2 separate regions of the Homo sapiens genome follow, and region 1 is linked to region 2. A link is an interaction called in ENCODE POLR2A ChIA-PET data of the cell type or tissue named here. Cell type or tissue: A673. All regions are shown on one strand. Links, peaks and the distances in the headings refer to the core of each region. The heading gives the core; the rest is flanking DNA. Region 1 overlaps TIPRL (TOR signaling pathway regulator). Region 2 overlaps GPR161 (G protein-coupled receptor 161).

What was found. ChIA-PET counts read pairs that join two places held together with the same protein. Peaks named below come from ENCODE experiments on the same cell type or tissue, not always from the same donor. Only the 100,000 strongest peaks of a DNase experiment are listed, where the experiment ranks them.
Region 1: POLR2A ChIA-PET joins it to region 2 with 9 read pairs; 3 of 35 experiments call an interaction of 5 or more read pairs at or near these places.

What each region holds. Positions count from the first base shown.
Region 1 is chr1:168,198,430-168,208,073 of GRCh38, reverse strand. It overlaps TIPRL (TOR signaling pathway regulator), which reads right to left. Exons shown (of 7, transcript NM_152902.5): 6 at 9,093-9,155; 7 at 5,965-8,171. The coding sequence ends at 8,028. Among named protein-coding and RNA genes, the nearest start is that of SFT2D2, 23 kb to the left of the region's middle. In A673, for the core only: no CTCF peak of the experiment used is centred there; a DNase peak (open chromatin) is centred at 4,653; H3K27ac peaks cover 1,473 bases.
Region 2 is chr1:168,096,667-168,106,310 of GRCh38, reverse strand. GPR161 (G protein-coupled receptor 161) reads left to right here. Exons shown (of 6, transcript NM_001375883.1): 2 at 1,417-1,834; 3 at 9,079-9,644. The coding sequence starts at 1,461. Among named protein-coding and RNA genes, the nearest start is that of GPR161, 35 kb to the left of the region's middle. RefSeq lists enhancers at 8,894-9,394, 9,395-9,644. In A673, for the core only: no CTCF peak of the experiment used is centred there; no DNase peak of the experiment used is centred there.

The DNA of each region.
Region 1 (9,644 bases), core at 554-8,553, 100 kb before region 2:
GAGCGTCTCTGCCCAGCCGCCCATCGTCTGAGATGTGGGGAGCGCCTCTGCCCCGCCGCCCCGTCTGGGATGTGAGGAGCACCTCTGCCCGGCGACGACCCTGTCTGGGATGTGAGGAGCCCCTCCGCCGGGCAGCCGCCCCGTCTGAGAAGTGAGGAGCCCCTCCGCCCGGCAGCCGCCCCGTCTGAGAAGTGAGGAGCCCCTCCGCCCGGCAGCCGCCCCATCTGAGAAGTGAGGAGCCCCTCCGCCCGGCAGCCGCCCGTCTGGGAAGTGAGGAGCGTCCCCACCCAGCCAGCCGCCCCGTCCGGGAGGTGGGGGGCGCCTCTGCCCGGCTGCCCCTTCTGGGAAGTGAGGAGCCCCTCTGCCCGGCCGCCACCCCGTCTGGGAGGTGTACCCAACAGCTCATTGAGAACGGGCCATGATGACGATGGCAGTTTTGTCGAATAGAAAAGGGGGAAATGCGGGGAAAAGATAGAGAAATCAGATTGTTGCTGTGGCTGTGTAGAAAGAAGTAGACATAGGAGACTCCATTTTGTTCTGTACTAAGAAAAAATCTTCTGCCTTGGGATGCTGTTGATCTATGACCTTACCCCCAACCCAGTGCTCTCTGAAACATGTGCTGTGTCCACTCAGGGTTAAATGGATTAAGGGCGGTGCAAGATGTGCTTTGTTAAACAGATGCTTGAAGGCAGCATGCTCATTAAGAGTCATCACCACTCCCTAATCTCAACTACCCGGGGACACAAACACTGCGGAAGGCCGCAGGGTCCTCTGCCTAGGAAAACCAGAGACCTTTGTTCACTTGTTTATCTGCTGACCTTCCCTCCACTATTGTCCTATGACCCTGCCAAATCCCTCTCTGCGAGAAACACCCAAGAATGATCAATAAAAAAATAAATAAAATAAAATAAAATAAAATAAAATAATAAAAAAGAAAATATGGTGTCCTGAAAATGCTATGTGTATGAGTGAGAATTGAGTTATTTTGAAGTGGTTTTTGAGTATTTCCTTATGAAAGTCAAATAAGGGAAATAATTCAGTAATAAAAAAATTTATTTCCATGCTTAAAAAAAAAAATAACCTACAATGACCTCTAAGTGTTCAAGTGAAAGGAAGAGTCCCATGTCTTTCACTTTAAATCAAAGGCTAGAAATGATTAAGCTTAGTAAGGAAGGCATGATAGGATGAAAGCCAGACATCTTGTACGAGTTAGCCAGGTTGTGAATGCAAAGGAAAAGCTCTTGAAGGAAATGAAAAGTGCTACTCCAGTGAATACATAAATGATAATAAAGCAAAACAGCCTTACTGCTGATACTGAGAAAGTTTCATTTACCATTCTCAAAATCCTAGAGCTGAGAATTATGATCAGTTGCTACCACCTGTGCTCTACAACAAAGCCTGGATAACAGCACATCTCTTTACAGCCTCGCTCACTAAATATTTTAAGCCCAGTATTGAGACCTACTGTTCAGAAAAAAAGATTCTTTTCAAAATATCACTGCTCATTGACAATGTAGCTGGTCAACCAAGAGCTGTGATAGAGATGTACAAGGAGATGAATGCTGTGTTTTCATGCCTGCTGACACAATATACAATCTGCAGCCCATGGATCAAAGAGTCATTTCAACTTTCAAGTCTTATTTCTTAAGAAATACATTTCATAAGGCTATAGCTGCCATAGATAGTGATTCCTCTCATGGAACCAGGCAAAGTCAATTGAAAACTTTCTGGAAAGGATTAACCATTCCAGATGCCAATTTGTGATTCATGGAAGGAGGTCAAAATGTCAACATTTTAACAGGAGTTTGGAAGAAGTTGATTCCAACCCTTGTGGATGACTTTGAGAGGTTCAGGACTTCAGTGGAGGAAGTCACTGCAGATGGGGTGGAAATAGCAAGAGAACTAGAATTAGAAGCAGAGCCTAAAGGTGTGACAGAATTATTGCAAATTCATGACAAAACTTTAACAGGATGAGGAGTTGCTTCTTATGGATGAACAAAGAAAGTGGTTTCTTGAGATGGAATCTACTGTTGAAGATACCGTAAGCATTGTTGAAATGGCAACAAAGGATTAGAATATTACATATACTTAGTTACTTAGCTGATAAAGTAGTGGCAGGATCTAAGAGGGTTGAATGTCTTTTTTTTTTTTTTTTTTGAGACGGAGTTTCACTCCTGTTGCCCAGACTGGAGTGCAATGGTGTGATCTCTGCTCACCGCAACCTCCGCCTCCCAGGTTCACATGATTCTCCTGCCTCAGTCTCCCGAGTAGCGGGGATTACAGGCATGTGCCACCATACCCAGCTAATTTTGTATTTTTAGTAGAGACAGGGTTTCTCCATGTTGGTCAGGCTGGTCTTGAACTCCCAACCTCAGGTGATCCGCCCACCTCGGCCTCCCAAAATGCTGGGATTGCAGGTGTGAGCCACCACACCTGGCCGTTGATGTCTTATTTTAAGAAATTGCCACAGCCATCATCAGTCAGCAGCCATCAACTCAAAGCAAGGTCCTCTACCAGCAAAAATACTGCTACTTGCTGAAGGGTCAGATGATTATTAGCATTTTGTTTTAATAAAGCATTTTTAAATTAAGATACGTATGTTGTTTTTCTTTAGACATAATGCTATTGCACACTTAATAGACTATGGTATAGTGTAAACATAACTTTCATATGCACTCGTTAACAAAAAAATTCATGTGACTTGCTTTATTTGTTTTATGGCAGTGGTCTGGAGCCACACTGTAATATTTTCAAGGTTTGCCTGTACATCAGACTATTTGATCTTGCTCCACAGTTCTTGGATGCTCTGTCCTGTTTCCCCACCACTACTCTCTTTTGCTTTGTCTGTTTAGATACTTGCTATTGACCTCTTTTCAAGTTCATGAATTCTTCAGCTGTATCAAGTTTGAAGAAATCCGCTATCTCTGATATTGTAGACTTTTTTTTTTTTTTTGACACAGAGTCTTGCTCTGTTGCCCAGGCAGGAGTGCAGTGGCACGATCTCAGCTCACTGCAACCTCTGCCTCCCGAGTTCAAGCAATTCTCATGCCTCAGCCTCCCGAGTAGCTGGGATTATAGGTATGTGCTACCACGCCTGGCTAATTTTTTGTATTTCTAGTAGAGCTGGGGTTTCCCCATGTTAGACAGGCTGGTCTCAAACTCCTGGTCTCAAGTGATCTACCTGCCTCGGCCTCCCAAAGTGCTGGGCTTACAGGTGTGAACCACAGTGCCTGGCCAAGCTTTTTATGTGTATATATCTGGTGTTTCCATTTTGCCCTTTTTTACCCACTTCTCTGCTGAAATTCACTATCTGTTTGTTATTTCCCACCTTTTCCACCAGATATGTTAATATATTAACTGATTGTCTTAAGGTCTGCTAGTCCCAACCTCTGTTTCATTTCTGAATTGGATTTTGTTGGTTTTTGATTGAATGCCAGACTCATGTGTATAACAGAAGGAATAAGGTAGATTGTGTTACACCTGGAAATGCACACACTTCTGTCAAACTGATATAGTTTGGATGTCTGTCCCTTCCAAATCTCATGTTGAAATGTGATTCTCAATGTTGGAAGCAGGGCCTGGTAAGAGGTGTTTGGGTCATGGGAGGGATCCCTCATGAGCAGATTAGTGCCCTCTTTGGGGTAATGAGTTCTTCATTAGTTCACGTGAAAGCTGGTTTTTTAAAAAGAGCTTGGGCCAGGCACGGTGGCTCATGCCTATAATCCCAGCACTTTGGGAGGCCGAGGTGGGTGGATCACTTGAGGTTAGGCATTCGAGACCAGCCTGGCCAACATGGTGAAACCCCATCTCTACTAAAAATACAAAAATTAGCTGGGCTTGGTGGCGCATGCCTGTAATCCCAGCTACTCAGGAGGCTGAGGCAGGAGAATCGTTTGAACCCAGGAGGCAGAGGCTGCAGTGAGCTGAGATGGTGCCACTGCACTCCAGCCTGGGCGACAGGCTGAGATGCTATCTCAGTAAATAAATAAATAAATAAAATAGATAAATAAATAAAAAGAACTTGGCATCTCTCTTGCTCCTGCTCTTGTCATGTGACACATCAGCTCCCCTTTCCTTCTGCCGCAAGTAAAAGCTTCCTGAGGCCTAACCAGAAGCAAATGCTGGCACCATGTTTCTTGTATAATCTGCAGAACCATGAGCCAAAATAAACCTCTTGTCTATAAATTATCCAGCCTCAGGTATTCCTTTGTAGCAATGCAAAATGGACTAACACAGAGACCATTAGTTTGGAAATTGTGTCAATGTAGACACCAGTTTTTAGGGGTTTGGGTTGGATTAATGCTGTCACTATCTTCAGTATACTACAGGCTTCAAATTCTTCCAGTGGTTGACTGCTGTTACCTTATGCTTACAGTGCACCTGGAGTACAGGAGGACTTTTCTGAGTCCCACCCTCAATTTTCAGGGATCCCTGTATGCCTACACCACAGAGAGGATCTATATTTACACCCTTGCTGCTTCCTCAACAGACTGGTTTTCCTTGTTACTTAGTGCTAGGCTTATAGCAGAGACAGGGGGTTTTTTGTCCTTGGCTAGCCTCGGTCTTAGGCAGGCTTTGTGTGCCTGGCCTTCAGGGATGTGGCTTTCTCAACATTCCTGCACCATTTCTCAATAGTAGTCAAAATCTGTTTCAAATCTATTGTTGGTCTTGTGCAACAATTTCATGCTCATTCCCCACTGGGAGCAGACCTCTTTATGTTATCCATGTGGCTTCCTGGGCCCAGATTTTCTGCCTATCCTCCAAGGTCAATTTTTGCTTCTACTCTTCCAGCAGTAATATTGTTTTCCTGTGTCCTGAAGGCAGAACATTTCCTACCTCTCTCTCAAAAGCAGATGGGTTTTGTCTACATTCCTACCCCAGAGCAATGAATTTCTGCCTGGGCCCTAGGAATGATTGTTGTTCCTCCCTACAATAGCCTAAGGCTTTTGCATCATTCAAGAGAAGAGCTTGAAAGCAGGCAGAATTTCATGGCAGCCAACTACCTTCTGTTTGCTTAAACCACCTACTGAGACTTTCTGGTTCCACACCCTGCTTCCAGTCTTTCTTAAGTCCTGGTGTAGGCCCTTGGGAAAGAACTTGTGAGTGTGTATGAAGTTCCCTTATTTCAGATTCTTGGCTATTCCAAACTGGTATGCTAGCCCACATGTACACTTTAGGAATTTCTTAAAATTTTTGCCAATATTTTACCTGTTTATATAAAGGCCATCTCTTTCTCTTGGGTTCTTCCTAAGGTTAAACAGTCAGTATGTCCCATCTCTCCTTGTAGGGCTTATCACTCTTTGGGATTTGGTTTGTTTGCCTTGTAATTTCAGTTCTTTGATATGTTCAAGAAAAAAAGCTTTAATTTTATAGATGACCCAGCCTTTTCTCCTTGTTAAAATGGGAATGACAGTCTCTTGAGGTTTTCCACATCTTCTTGAGAAGCAGAGCTCTGACTACCTCTACTAAAGTTAGTTGATTTTCTGTTACTCTCTTGTCAGTATCATTTCCATCACTGCACATATTAAAATTAGTAATTTTTTTACTTTGTCTCCTCCATTAGACTTTAATCCTATAAAAACATATACTACATCGCTTCATTGTTGTAATCTATTATACCTAGCACCATAATTGTACATATAGTACTCAAAACTAATACATACGACAGGTATTCATATTTTCAAAAACCAAAAACATTAACCCAACATACAGAAAATACTGTTAAAAAACATCCATGGAAATATTGATGAACAGAGGGAGAGGAGAGGCAAGAGCCCAAATGCAAACTGGGAAATTGTATTCTGAACCATCAGTTAGGTTTTAATTTATAACCTGCCTGGAGACTGTCTACAGTGTTGACTGAGTTCAAAACATAAAGCACAAATAAGAAAAGTATACCCCAAACCACACTTCTTTAATTAAGCTCTAAGAAAAACTCAAATAAATGAAATAGTAAAACTTTGATCAGTAATTCCTTATTGTTTATTCTCCTCTTACAAAAAGACACTTGGGACAAATAAATACAAAATGGCATATATCATATTTAGCAATGGGCAAATACACATTTTCTTGGTATTCTCCACAAGAATAAACTAATAAAATTTTCAGAGGCATACTCTTCTACCCATCTCTTACCCTCTAAAAAAAAAAAAGGCAATTATTTTAATTCCCTGTAATTTTTAACAATGAATTCTCAAAATAAGTAATCTAGGACTATTCAGGGACCAAGACATCTGAATCAACAAGTTAAAAAAAAAATGTCTGTATACACACACACACACACACACACACACACACACACACGATGTTGCCCAGAAGCTCCAATTAATGAAGAGTCTTAAAAGTTTTTCATTTCATATAGTTTGCATGAATAGAGCCTGTTCTATTCTAATCTCAATGGCAAATAATATAAAACAGAAAGCTGAACACAACATGTGTGTGTGTGTGTGTGTGTGTGTCTACTTTTCTGTCCTAAGAGAAAACATTAAATACAGGTATATTTAATATACAGTGAACATACCATGTGTTTTCTTAAAGCCAACAAAATCCTGATTTCCTATAGCTTGGAGGTGATACAGAAGGCAGAAGACAAATATCAAATTTAGCTAATAAAATATACCCTGCCTATTGGCTCCAGCAATACACTATAGAGTTTGAGCAATGACGGATACCCAAGTGTATATGTTTTGTTAAAATTTATCTTCAGGCTAATACCTGAAGAGGTTGGCTAATACTTTAAATCAAATATTCTTACTTAATGATTTATCCATCAAATGGAAATATGTACAACATATTTCAAATCAGAAAAGGGGTGAATTTTCCCCCTGCCCTTCAAAAAAATATTTTTAAAAATCCACTTGAAATAATTTCTTATTTGATGCTTTTTAATCACTTTCCACTTTATGACAACCATTTTTCTAGAAAGGCAGACAAGAATATAAAATGACTAAGGGGTCACTATGAAAACAATCAAATGGATTTGAAATTTACTTCTGTGTATTTTCTGTACTCCCTAAGTCTTGTGCTAATTAATTACATTTTACTTCATCCCCTGTAATGTTACAAATATGCACCTTAAAATAGAAAAACTTGCTTTTATATTTTAAAACCCCCTCCTCCTTACCTATCTTCCCAAATATTTTAAGCAGAAAATTAATCTTGTTGCTTTAAGGATTGATGTAATATTTGCGAAAAACAACCCCTAATAAACCCTTTAGACTTTTTCGAACCAGCACCAAATTTAAGGGGTTTATTCACTCTGAGGTTGCATGGAAGATGGAAATTAAAAATATCAGTATAAGTAGAACCACATTTAAGAAAAAGCACCTAAAGATGGAGGACAGATAATTCTAACATCCTACACACACACAGTGGTAAACCATATTCATGTTTCTATGTATGTAATAAGTTCTCCAAAAATCTAGGTATTTTTGGTTCTGGTACTAAGTCTAAATTTTTTTTTTTTAAATTTCAAAGGCAATTTAAAACTGGGGGGAAATACATTTTTAAAATTTTGGGGTTGAAGTTCACTACACTATGAGACTAATTTCGTATGTGGCAAGTTGCAACTCTCCAAAGGTGTGAATAAACATCAGAAAGCCCAAAGTGAAGAGCCAGTACATCAACATGCATGATCAGGAATCCTATGAAAGTCACAAGGCATTGGGATTTGGTGATTTACATTAACCTCCTCCTGGTAGAAGATAGTGTTTCATGATGAATGCAGACTGTGCTCACTGCTCATGAGACACACACATCACTACTGCTGAGGTCCCACTTTGTGATAATTTAGAAATCATCCAAATTTAACTCCAGAAAATATAAATCTGGAATATGAATGTGAAGACAGACAGTACAAACAGCAGTTGAGTGAAACCTGCCTGTAACGATCTTTATTTTTTTTTCCTTTAAGGCTACAGAAAATCTGTACATAAACAAGGCAATTAATTCTCATAATAAAAATAACCCCTTACAAATAGCCAAGGTGTCCAGTCAGATTCCATAGTGAGTATATGTTGTATCACATTTTATTCCACTTGTGTACTTTTTTGTGAGTCTGCTGGGTTAGGATCAATTCTTTCTGGAAATATTAGCTTCTCACAAACTGCTTCCTTTATTGGTAAATACTGGGATATTTCATTAGGTTCCGTGAAGAGGGAAGGTGGAACATGCTAGGAAATACATAAATCATATTAGCATATTCAGTTACTGTACTGAAATTTTTTACAAATGTTTTGGTTCAAGCATTCATAAAGCATGGAAATTTTAAAATCAGGTGCAATATATGCATATGTGCTCCTAAAAATAATAGGTATTTCTTGATACGGAATCATTCAACTTTGTTACTGAATGATTTCATCAAAGATCACAGGGTTATATAATCTATAATGTTCCCACAAATGTCCTAAGAATTTAATACATCTTAATCCAACCCTATGTATCTCCTGCTTTTGTAACTTGAAAACACTAGTCTTCGGTTAGAGCACAGCATGTAGTCTACAATAGAATCTAAGTAGTAACTTTTCTGTTCCAAGTATACTCTATACCCAGACAGAAGTACATACTAAGCGTGAAAAAATAAAATCAAGTTTATAGGAAGGTACCAATTTTTAAGCAACCCATTATAGAATCCTAAGTTCTAAGGAAGGCTTCACAGGTCCCGGGGAGTAAAAAATAAAGAAAAATGATGCCAAAACAAACAAATTATGGTACAGAATCACCACATTTTCGGAAGAGAAAAGGAGACTATGTAGAAAGAAATAAGGCGGCAGGGTGGTAAGTGTAAAGAACATCCATCACCAGCCAGCTATGTGACTCAGAGTAAGTCACACCTCTGGGTTTCAATTTCTCTAGAACAAAATGTGAAAATTAGATTAGATGAGGCTTAAGTACCTAGCAGCTCTAAATGTTCTTGTATTTGAGGTAAGGTCAGAAAAGTTATGCTCCCATAGAATTTATCCTATAGAGCCCCATTAGGTGAATGAATGGGTTTAGGGATGTAAACTTGGGTGGTTGGGGTCAGGGGTATATGCTACTTAAATTAAAATGAAACATTAAAATTAACTTCTAAAAACTGAAATTTAAGTACTTGCCATCAAACTAGAAATTTTGCTTTCTCGTGACGTATATTCTCGTAACATGTAGGTCTTGTCAGCCTGTATTTAAAAATAAACAGTTGCAATAAATTTAATTATACTGATTTACAAAATCCTTTGTATTAAAAACAGACTGCCTACATTTTAGGATAGGTTGTCAAAACAGCATGCAGTCTAAAGAGAACATCTTGTTCTACACTGAGATAACTCCTATTTAACTCAAATTGGATTATTATTTCCAATTTCTATACATTATAATGATGATACACATATGTAAACAGATTTTATAATTACCATGTAAGAGAAACATAGCAAAGATTTTACTTTGAAAGAATATGTATATAAATGAATAATGTATATAATGAATTTGTATAAATGAAATATGCAAGAGATTTTAAAATTACTTCAAGTTTGAAACATCTTTCCCTTAAGCTATCTTATCATTTACCTACGTAATTGTGCTACTTTTATGTTGCAAAACATGCTTTAAAATTTTTATTCTTTCCCATTCCATAAAGCTCTTACCAAATAGCTTACTTAAAATCACCT
Region 2 (9,644 bases), core at 840-8,839:
GCCCTGCCTCCAGAAAATGTATTCTTAGAGTGAATAGTAGAAGGGGATTATTCTGATCATGGAGATAATTGCCCCTTTGGACCTGACACTTATCAAAATACATCCAGAATGGTGTGTTCAATTTTGGGGACCGCAAATCAAGAGAGTCATAGACATCTGAGAGCAAATACAAAGCAGGGAAGCTGAGTTAGTGAAAGGTCTGGAAACCACTATACAGCTCACTATGAGGGAAGCTTTCTCTCTGGCACTTAGGACTGCTGGTGAGGGGAAGGGCTGCCCTATTAACCCATGCACTCCCTCTGGCCAAAGAGTGTTTGAGTAGAGGCAGCGGATCCACCACGAGGGTTGTGAGGATGGCCCCGCTGCTGTGTGTAGGCAGTTTAGGCAGCAGAGTTTTTGTCTTGATCGTGGAAAGCGATCTTTCCTTTCTTTTTGGTGTCTTCTGTGTGCAGAGAATGAGAGCAGGTGGGGAAAGTGATCTGTGGGGTTTTTTGGCTAACTGAAGTATATGAAGAGTTTTGGAGAAACATTAGTCTGTAGGATTTAACATTAACATGTGTCAACCTGCGGCTTTAGCCAAGATCCCAAGCCAGTTTCCTGAGGGCAGGGACTGCACCTTATAGACAGTGATGTCTGTGGGCCAAGACCTCAAATGGTGCCTCTACTTCCCCATTTACAGTTAGTGCTTGCCCTCCCTCGCCGTGTCTGATGAGAACAGTAATGACGTCCCCATATAAACTGTACCTGATTAATCCCTGCTTAGGGAGCTCAGAACAATTCCCATGAGAATCTTACAGTCAAATTGTAATGTGCACCAAAACTGACTGGCGGTGGGCTAAAATGCAGATTTGATTCCGTGAGATGGAGATGCGGAGCCTGAGGTTCTGCCTCTCTAGTGAGCTCTCAGGTGATGGTGATCCTGCTGGTTCAGGGCCCACCCTGAGTAGCCAGGGTCTAAACACAGCAGTCTGCAGAGTGTCTCCCATAGACCACTTGTAACAGCCCCCTGCCCCCTGCCCCAGCCTGCTTGTTTAAAATGCAGATTCCTAGGTTGTGCCTGTGATCTCTGCGCCCAGAACCTCTAGTGGTGGAGCTCAAGGATCAGCTTTCTAAACTGGCACTTCAGACGATTCTTCAGCACATTAAAGGTTTTGAACCACTGGTCTTGGGAAAATGGATAGGATGGGTTAGACCAGAGGAAGAAATTGGTCAGGGGGATGTAATGAATTTCACACATGGTTGTAGAAAATGGCCCACTTATGTAGCGCTTACGTGGGGAAGACCCGCTGAGAGTCTGTACTAGCTGGGTGATCTGAGGCGTAGCACTTAACCCCTTTAAGCCTTTCTTCCCTAAGGTGGAGACGATGTGATTTGATGAATCTTTTCCTGTCCCCTGGTCCTGCCTTATCTTTCCAGTCGTCCAGCATGCTCTGCCCACCCCACGCCGAGGTGCACTGACCATGAGCCTCAACTCCTCCCTCAGCTGCAGGAAGGAGCTGAGTAATCTCACTGAGGAGGAGGGTGGCGAAGGGGGCGTCATCATCACCCAGTTCATCGCCATCATTGTCATCACCATTTTTGTCTGCCTGGGAAACCTGGTCATCGTGGTCACCTTGTACAAGAAGTCCTACCTCCTCACCCTCAGCAACAAGTTCGTCTTCAGCCTGACTCTGTCCAACTTCCTGCTGTCCGTGTTGGTGCTGCCTTTTGTGGTGACGAGCTCCATCCGCAGGGAATGGATCTTTGGTGTAGTGTGGTGCAACTTCTCTGCCCTCCTCTACCTGCTGATCAGCTCTGCCAGCATGCTAACCCTCGGGGTCATTGCCATCGACCGGTAAGCATGCCTCAGACTTAGAGAATTGAGGGATTACTGACGGGCGCTCATCTGGTGCAGTGTCCCTCTGACTGCCTTAGTTCCCTGGAGAGTGTCAGGGGCCCTTGCTGGGGGAGGATGACCAGGTGGAGTTCTGCCTCTGGAGCCATCTCTTCAACCAAAGCACATCTCGTTTTGTCTGTGGATGTTACATACAATATTATATTTTAAAAAGAGCTTCCATCGCCTAAAATAAAACATTGTAGAAACCTCTGATTCTTGGTTTGTAGATGAAGAAGCCGAAGCCAAGGCAGGTTTCAGTTCCGGGCAGCACTGGGTCCAGGGCCTCTGACTCTGCTTCTCTTTCTCCCAGTGTGACCCCTGCTCTGTCTTGCTTTGGTGTTGACTAGTGCAGCCCGAACAGGGAACACCCTCACTGCCCACAGTCCAGGACTGAAAGGAGAGCAGGGGGAAGGAAGACAGCCAGAGAATACAGGCAGTGACACCGGGGAGAGGCCGTGTGCATTTGGAAACTCGGCTGCTCCCGCCCTCAACGTAGCTGATGCACGGGGAGGTCAGGCGCAGCTGATGTTCCTAAGCAGCATCTCGCGGGTTCTTCAGGGTCCCGCATTATGCTGTCAGATTTAGTTGTACAAGTCTTGTGGGCTTTGGCAGCGAGTTTCCCACAAATGAGTGCATTTATTAGAATTTTGCTAATGGCCACTGCGTTCATCACAGGCACAGGTTGGGCTTCATGAGGACAGGGAGGATAGATTCAAGGTCTGTGTCATTTACCAGGAATTGGGGAGGAGAGTAAGTAGTGGGGTTAGGGAAAACACAGAGTGGGGCTAGCCAGGGATATTGTCACTGGGTGACACAAGTCCCCGGGCTTTTTTGAGACTGTCAGTTTTTCAGTCGATGAGTGGTAGTGGAACTGTCCACTGGGAGCACAGACTGCACCTAGACCTGAGGCTGGAATCTGGCAGCTCTTTGTGGCTGCACTGGGGAGGCAGAACCAATGAAGCCATTGCTCAAAACAAATCAATTAGCTTCTCTTTTTTTTTTTTTTTCCCTGAGTAGTAGAGGTAATCCAGAAAATATAATGAATGAAATTAGAAACACATGATCTAACCATCAGAAACAATCACTGTTGATGTTTTTAGTATATTTGCTTCCAGTAATTTTTGGTTGTATACAGCAAATTTTTGAAATAGGCTTCTGGCTCCTATGGTTTTCTGTCCTCCTTTTTTCATTTAGGTGATGGTGAGCATTTTCTCTTATTTTCAAATATCCTTGAAGAAGGTGATTTTTCATGGTTACGAGGTATTCCATCCTGTGGAGGTATATAAATTATTTTCACAGTCCCCTGTTACTGGATTAGATGACTTCACATAGCTTGCTATTCACTATAGCATTCTGAGGAGCATGTGTGTTTGTGTAATTGCTATATTCTCAGTAACAGTAAACATGCTTTCAAGATTCTTGATATATAAAAGGCAAATGACCTTTCAGAAAGTTGTACAAATTTGTATTTCAGCAGCTGTTTGTCAATAGCCTATCAGGACTGATTATATAATTTTTTTTTAAAAAAAAGTTTGGAAGTTTGTTGGCAGTGGGGAGGAATGGGATCTTGTTGTTTTAACTTTTTTTTTTTTTTTGAATTATTAAGTTTTGAACATCCCTTTCTGGGCCCTGGGTCCCGTGGAACATGGAGTGAGGCTAAACAGCTTAGTTGCAGAGATGGAGAGCTGGTCTCTAAGTGCTCCTCTCAGAGCTGTCTCTATATGAATGCTCAGTAAACATGCCAGTCATCTGCAGGGATAGCTCCAGGAGACTGTAAGCTGCTTGCTTAAATCTGGGGTCTAGATGAGTGAGAATGAGATTTTCTACCAGCAAGCATGACAAATCCTCAAATCATGCCAGCAAAGTACTTCATCTGAGAGAGGGTTTACCTCTTTCAGGGCCTTATTTCACACTGGAAATATTGGTTGGATGTCTACTCCAGGAAAGGCCTGTGCCCAATCCTTGGAGTGGTGGGCTACAAGCATGAGCAGGACACAGACCCTGCCCACCAGGGGTTTACAGTTGAGTGGCAGAGGCTGACTTGTGGGCGCCGATTTAACACAAAAGTAGAAATAACCACCATCGACAACTCCACCAGCCACTGCTGCTGATGGGCTGGCAGTGAGTGCTTCAGGGAGAAGGTGGCATTTGAGCTAGGTTCCTAAACAGCAAGTAGGATAGCAGGTACGTAACAGGTGGAGAGGCCCCTTCTGACTGAAGGAGCAGCTTCTGTGTATTCACTTGGTAAGCAATTATTGAGCACCTATTATATGCCCAGCACAGTGGTTGGTGCTGGGAATACATAGCTGAATAAGATGAATAAACATGCTGAGGCCGAGCGTGGTGGCTCACGCCTGTAATCCCAGCACTTTGGGAGGCCGAGGTGGGTGGATCACCCAAAGTCAGGAGCTCAAGACCAGCCTGGCCAACATGGTGAAACCCCATCTCTACTAAAATACAAAAATTAGCTGGGCATGGTGGCAGGTACCTGTAATCCCAGCTACTTGGGAGGCTGAGGCAGAATCACTTGAACCCGGTAGGCAGGGGTTGCAGTGAGCCGAGATCATGCCATTGCACTCCAGCCTGGGTGACAAGAGCAAAACTCCATCTGAAAAAAAAGAAAAGAAAAGAAAAAGAAAGTAGAAGTGGAGAATAGCAAGGGCAGTGGGCGTGATTTTAACTATAAAATGTTACACGCTTGTCATATTCCAGGCACTGCACTATGTATGCCGTTTATCAACAGTTAGCTCAGCTAACCCTCATGGTAACCTTGTTAGCCCCGATTTTGCAGATGAGCAAAGTGAGGTTTTTGAGGCCTTAAGTAACTTGCCCAAGGTCACGTGGCTGGGAAGTAACTCTCCCAGTTCTGAGATGCCCGAGCCTGGACGCTTTGTCATTGTACACCATCAACTCAGTGCTGCCAGTCATTCCAGCAGCCAGCTAGCGTAGCTCAGGGTTTCTCCACCTTAGCACTGTTGACATTTCGAGCCAGATAATTCTCTGTGGTGAGGAGCTGTCCTATGCCTTGTAGGATATACAACAGCATCCTGGCCTCTACCCACCAGATGCTGGAACACCTCCCCAGTCGTGACAGCCCAAAATGTCTATAGACGTTGCCACGTATACCCAGGGGTTCCCAGCTGAGAACCTTAGCTAAAGAAACTGGCTGCATTAGGAGATATACCTAATGCTAAATGACGAGTTAATGGGTGCAGTACACCAACATGGCACCTGTATACATATGTAACAAACCTGCACATTGTCCACATGTACCCTAAAACTTAAAGTATAATAAAAATAAAATTTAAAAAAGAAAAAAAAAAAAAGAAACTGGCTGGACAGATGAACCCAAAGAGTCCATCTTGTAGCCCCATGAAAAGAGAGCAAAGACAGATATAAAAAGAATGGCTGCCTGGAGCGAAATTCACAGTTTGTCAATGTCCTAAACCAGCCAAGTGAAAGTAGGGCGTGCTGGGGACACCATTTGACCTGCCAGCGGTTCCACTGTGAACGTCCATTACTTAGAAGTCTGTAATGGTGGTCACCTCTATCATCGCTGCCAAGCTGCTGGAGTTCCAGGTCTGTGGAAATAGTTCTCATATTTTCATTCCACATCACAGAAGGTGAAACTCCAGGTCTAAAAATAGAATTTCAGTACATGAAAGTAGCTAGAACAATGGGATGGATAGGGCTAGCAAAGATGACTAGTGCTTTTAGGAGACTGTTCCATGGAAGTTAATGTGTTGCCCCTTTGTTAGGTGAAATTGGCTTAGATTCTGTTTCTGTTTTCACTGAAGACAACTTACTAAGAGCAGGGCTTGCTGTCAAAGTGGCTGGTCTTGTGGCAGGAGCCTGAAGCATCGGAAGCCCCTTCCCACATTACAACTTTTCAGTTACCTGTGACGTCATGAAAGCCTCTTTAGGGTTCAAGGGTCGTGATTGGGCTCATGTCTAAAAATGAGTTGGAGGAAAGATTGAGAGCCTCAAGACAGTTAAGAGAATAGAGAGCAAAGGAAAACCCCTCTCTTTTGGCCTGTATTATTAGCCCACATAGGAGTGGGGAGTTGCTTTTGTTGTTTTCCCTTAAATCTTCAACTAGGCTTAAATGAGGCTTCTGCTGCAAATAACGACTTTATAAATCTGTGATTGAGAACACATATACCCATTTTTTCCTGAGGAGATGCAGGACTGTTCTATATCCTTTTTTTTTTTTTTTTTTTTTTTGAGACAGGGTCTTGCTCTGTCACCCAGGCTGGAGTGCAGCAGTGGAGCAGTCATGGCTCATTGCAGCCTTGACCTCCTGGGCCCAAGTGATCCTTCTTCCACCTCAGCCTCCCAAATAGCTAAGTCTACAGGCACACACCACTATACCTGCCTAATTTTGTTTTTTATTTTTTGTAGAGATGTGGTCTCCTTATGTTGCCCAGTCTGGTCTCAAACTCCTGGCTTCAAGTAATCCTTCTATCTTGGACTCCCAAAGTGCTGAGATTACAGATGTGAGCCACTGCGCCTGGCTGGAATGTTCTGTATCTTGATAGAGGTGTAGATGCGTGCATTTCAATGTACATACATTTTATCCACACCAACCCCCCCCCCCCAAAAAAAAAACTTAAAAACAAAATAATCCCTGGAGGACGTGGCTGTACATGGGCAGGGCTGTGCCTGTGGGGCTTTTCTGCCTGTAGGAGGTGGACCTTGACTGAGCCAGCACCCAGCTTCACTGCCCCAGCTTCCTGATGGCACTCAGGATGCAGCTGGCAGAAATCAGTGTCATGTCACACTGGAACTCCCTGTGCCTGAACCTCAGTCAGTGAGTGATATGGGTACCATTTGTTACAATAAAGGAGAAGTCTTGCCATAAAGTAGTAATAATAACTGGGTGTTGAGAAGAGCCAGAAGGAAATCTGGCAGAGGACAGCACATTAATTGTAATCATTTTTATGGCCGCCAAACAGAGTCGGTGGAAGGAGGCCTACAGTGAACATTCACCAGGCCTGGCTCCCACAACCGGCCGTACACTACCGAGGTGACAGGGTGGAGCGTCTGTGTGCTCTTTAAAGGGATAGAAAAAAAGTAGAAATCTCTGCATTGTTTCTTTTGAAAAGTGAAGGAAACCTTCCTAGACCCACTGCTCCCCTCCCTGCAGTCCCCTAGCAACCCCCTCACATTTCATTTGCCAGAATGACGTCAGACAGGTCCGAGTCTCAGCAGGCCACCCACAAGGGGAAGAAGACCACCATGGGGCTTGTTCGCCCCCCAGGGCTCAAAAGGGCCAGTGTCCCCTGGGGGTCATCGCAGAAGCAGGAGCAGTGTAGGGCTTTCGTCCTCAAGGAGGAAGGGGGAAAGGTCGATGGCCAGTCCCCCATTGAAGGGTAGGCACCATCCGGGCCTTTTCCATGATCTTCCTCATTCGTTCCTAGGAGCAGACCTGTGATGTGGGTGCCAGAATTCCCATTTTCCAGATGAGGGAACTGAAGCTCTGAGAGGTTACATCAATTAGCTGAGGTCACATAGCTAATAGACATCAGAGCCTCCATCTGAACTTGAATTTCCAGCTCCAAAGGCATGCTTTTTCCCTTGGGCTGCACGGCCTTTGCAAGATGCAAGCCCAGATAGCAGCGAAAGACAGTAATCACCTTACCCAGCCACTGTGCAGTGATTCTGTAATAGACACCCTAATCACTGCGCAATCTTCTCCTCAGGCCGCATAGCCGGAAATGCTCTCTTTCCAGGATAGATCCTGGCCTGGGCTCAAGGCTCAGCTCAGAGCAGCCCCAGGCTCACCCCTGCTTAGGAAGACCAAGGAGGCAGCACCTCCAGTTAGCATGTGGCAGTTCAGCTGCTGGGGCCCAAGGGTGACTCAGGGCGGTCCCTGTGGAGGAGCCACCTTCCCAGGCGATGTGTGAGGCACATAGCCAGAGTCATTTCCCAACGTCCTGCCAGGCGGCATCAGTGTGGCCACCCGTCCCTTACACATGTTGCCCTCATGGGAACATCCTATTTCCCTTGGATAAAATGTCGGGGTTGGGAGGGTGGTGGTTGACTTTCAGCCCTGTGGTCTGAGTCCTCCCACCCTTTCCAGTTAAAGGGCCAGTCCTTAGCTGGGCCTACAGTCCTTAGCTCTGCATGCCCCGGCCCCGTCCACCCGGCCTGCTTCCTTCTCTCCTCCTCTCTCCATCCTGCACTCTCTCTCCTGCCAGGTGGAGCTCCATGCAGCCTCCCTGCTGAGCTGGTGCTCACTCACAACTCCATACCTCGCCAGGCTAGCTTTCTGCCTGGGGTGGTCCTGGGTCAGTGCCTCCAACGCTGTGAGACCTGGGTCTGGAGCATCACCTCCAACAGGAGCCTGCTGTGACCCTCTGTGCTGGACCAGAAGCCTGCCAGTTTGAATGGATAGCCCTCCTGGCCCACCTCCTACCTAGCAGCACTGAGTGATTCGGACCCGCCCCCTTGGCTGTGGAACAAGAAGGCTTACACAGAATTGCTGGGCGTGTGCACTGGGGATTGTAGAGTCAGATCGCCTGGCTTTCTGTCTTTCTCCCATGGGTCTGGGGTGTGTTATTTAGCCTTTCCCTGCTTTAGTTTCCTCATCTGTAAAATGAAGATAATGACATATCCGCTGCTCACAGTTGCTGTGAGGACTCAATGTGGCCCTTACCACTCCAGGCCCTGATACTTGGCTCAGGTGTCTGCCTCCCTCACATCTTCTCAACTGCATTTCCAGGAGGTAGCGCGGTGCTTGGCACATCGCAAGCCTTTGGTAAATGTCCATTGGTTGAATGAAGCCCGTAGTCCTTCAACATCATTCTGGTTCTTAATGATCCCTCTGAAAATTGATGTAAATGGATGATTCTGCTGTCAGCAGCAGCAGAATTGATCTGGCCCAATGCATAATCCCTCAGGACCTCTGTAGGTATCTTAAGACTGGCCACACCCCCAAATATGAGTGGGCTGTGGTGTGATGACTTGGAAACAGGACTGTTCGAGCTCTGTGTCTTGCCAGTGTTGAGCTCTTCTCTGTTAAAGAGCTCTGCAGAGCTGTGGAACACGATGCAGTCTATATAACTTGTCTGGGGAGACTTGGGAGAAGGTGCTGCTTTTAGAAACATCCAACCCAGTCATGGGAGCCCCTGACGCAGGAAGGCAGCGGTTTTCTCTCTCCGCTGACTTCTCTCTCTTGCCTCCCTCCATCCCTTTTCTAGCTACTATGCTGTCCTGTACCCCATGGTGTACCCCATGAAGATCACAGGGAACCGGGCTGTGATGGCACTTGTCTACATCTGGCTTCACTCGCTCATCGGCTGCCTGCCACCCCTGTTTGGTTGGTCATCCGTGGAGTTTGACGAGTTCAAATGGATGTGTGTGGCTGCTTGGCACCGGGAGCCTGGCTACACGGCCTTCTGGCAGATCTGGTGTGCCCTCTTCCCCTTTCTGGTCATGCTGGTGTGCTATGGCTTCATCTTCCGCGTGGCCAGGGTCAAGGCACGCAAGGTGCACTGTGGCACAGTCGTCATCGTGGAGGAGGATGCTCAGAGGACCGGGAGGAAGAACTCCAGCACCTCCACCTCCTCTTCAGGCAGCAGGAGGAATGCCTTTCAGGGTGTGGTCTACTCGGCCAACCAGTGCAAAGCCCTCATCACCATCCTGGTGGTCCTCGGTGCCTTCATGGTCACCTGGGGCCCCTACATGGTTGTCATCGCCTCTGAGGCCCTCTGGGGGAAAAGCTCCGTCTCCCCGAGCCTGGAGACTTGGGCCACATGGCTGTCCT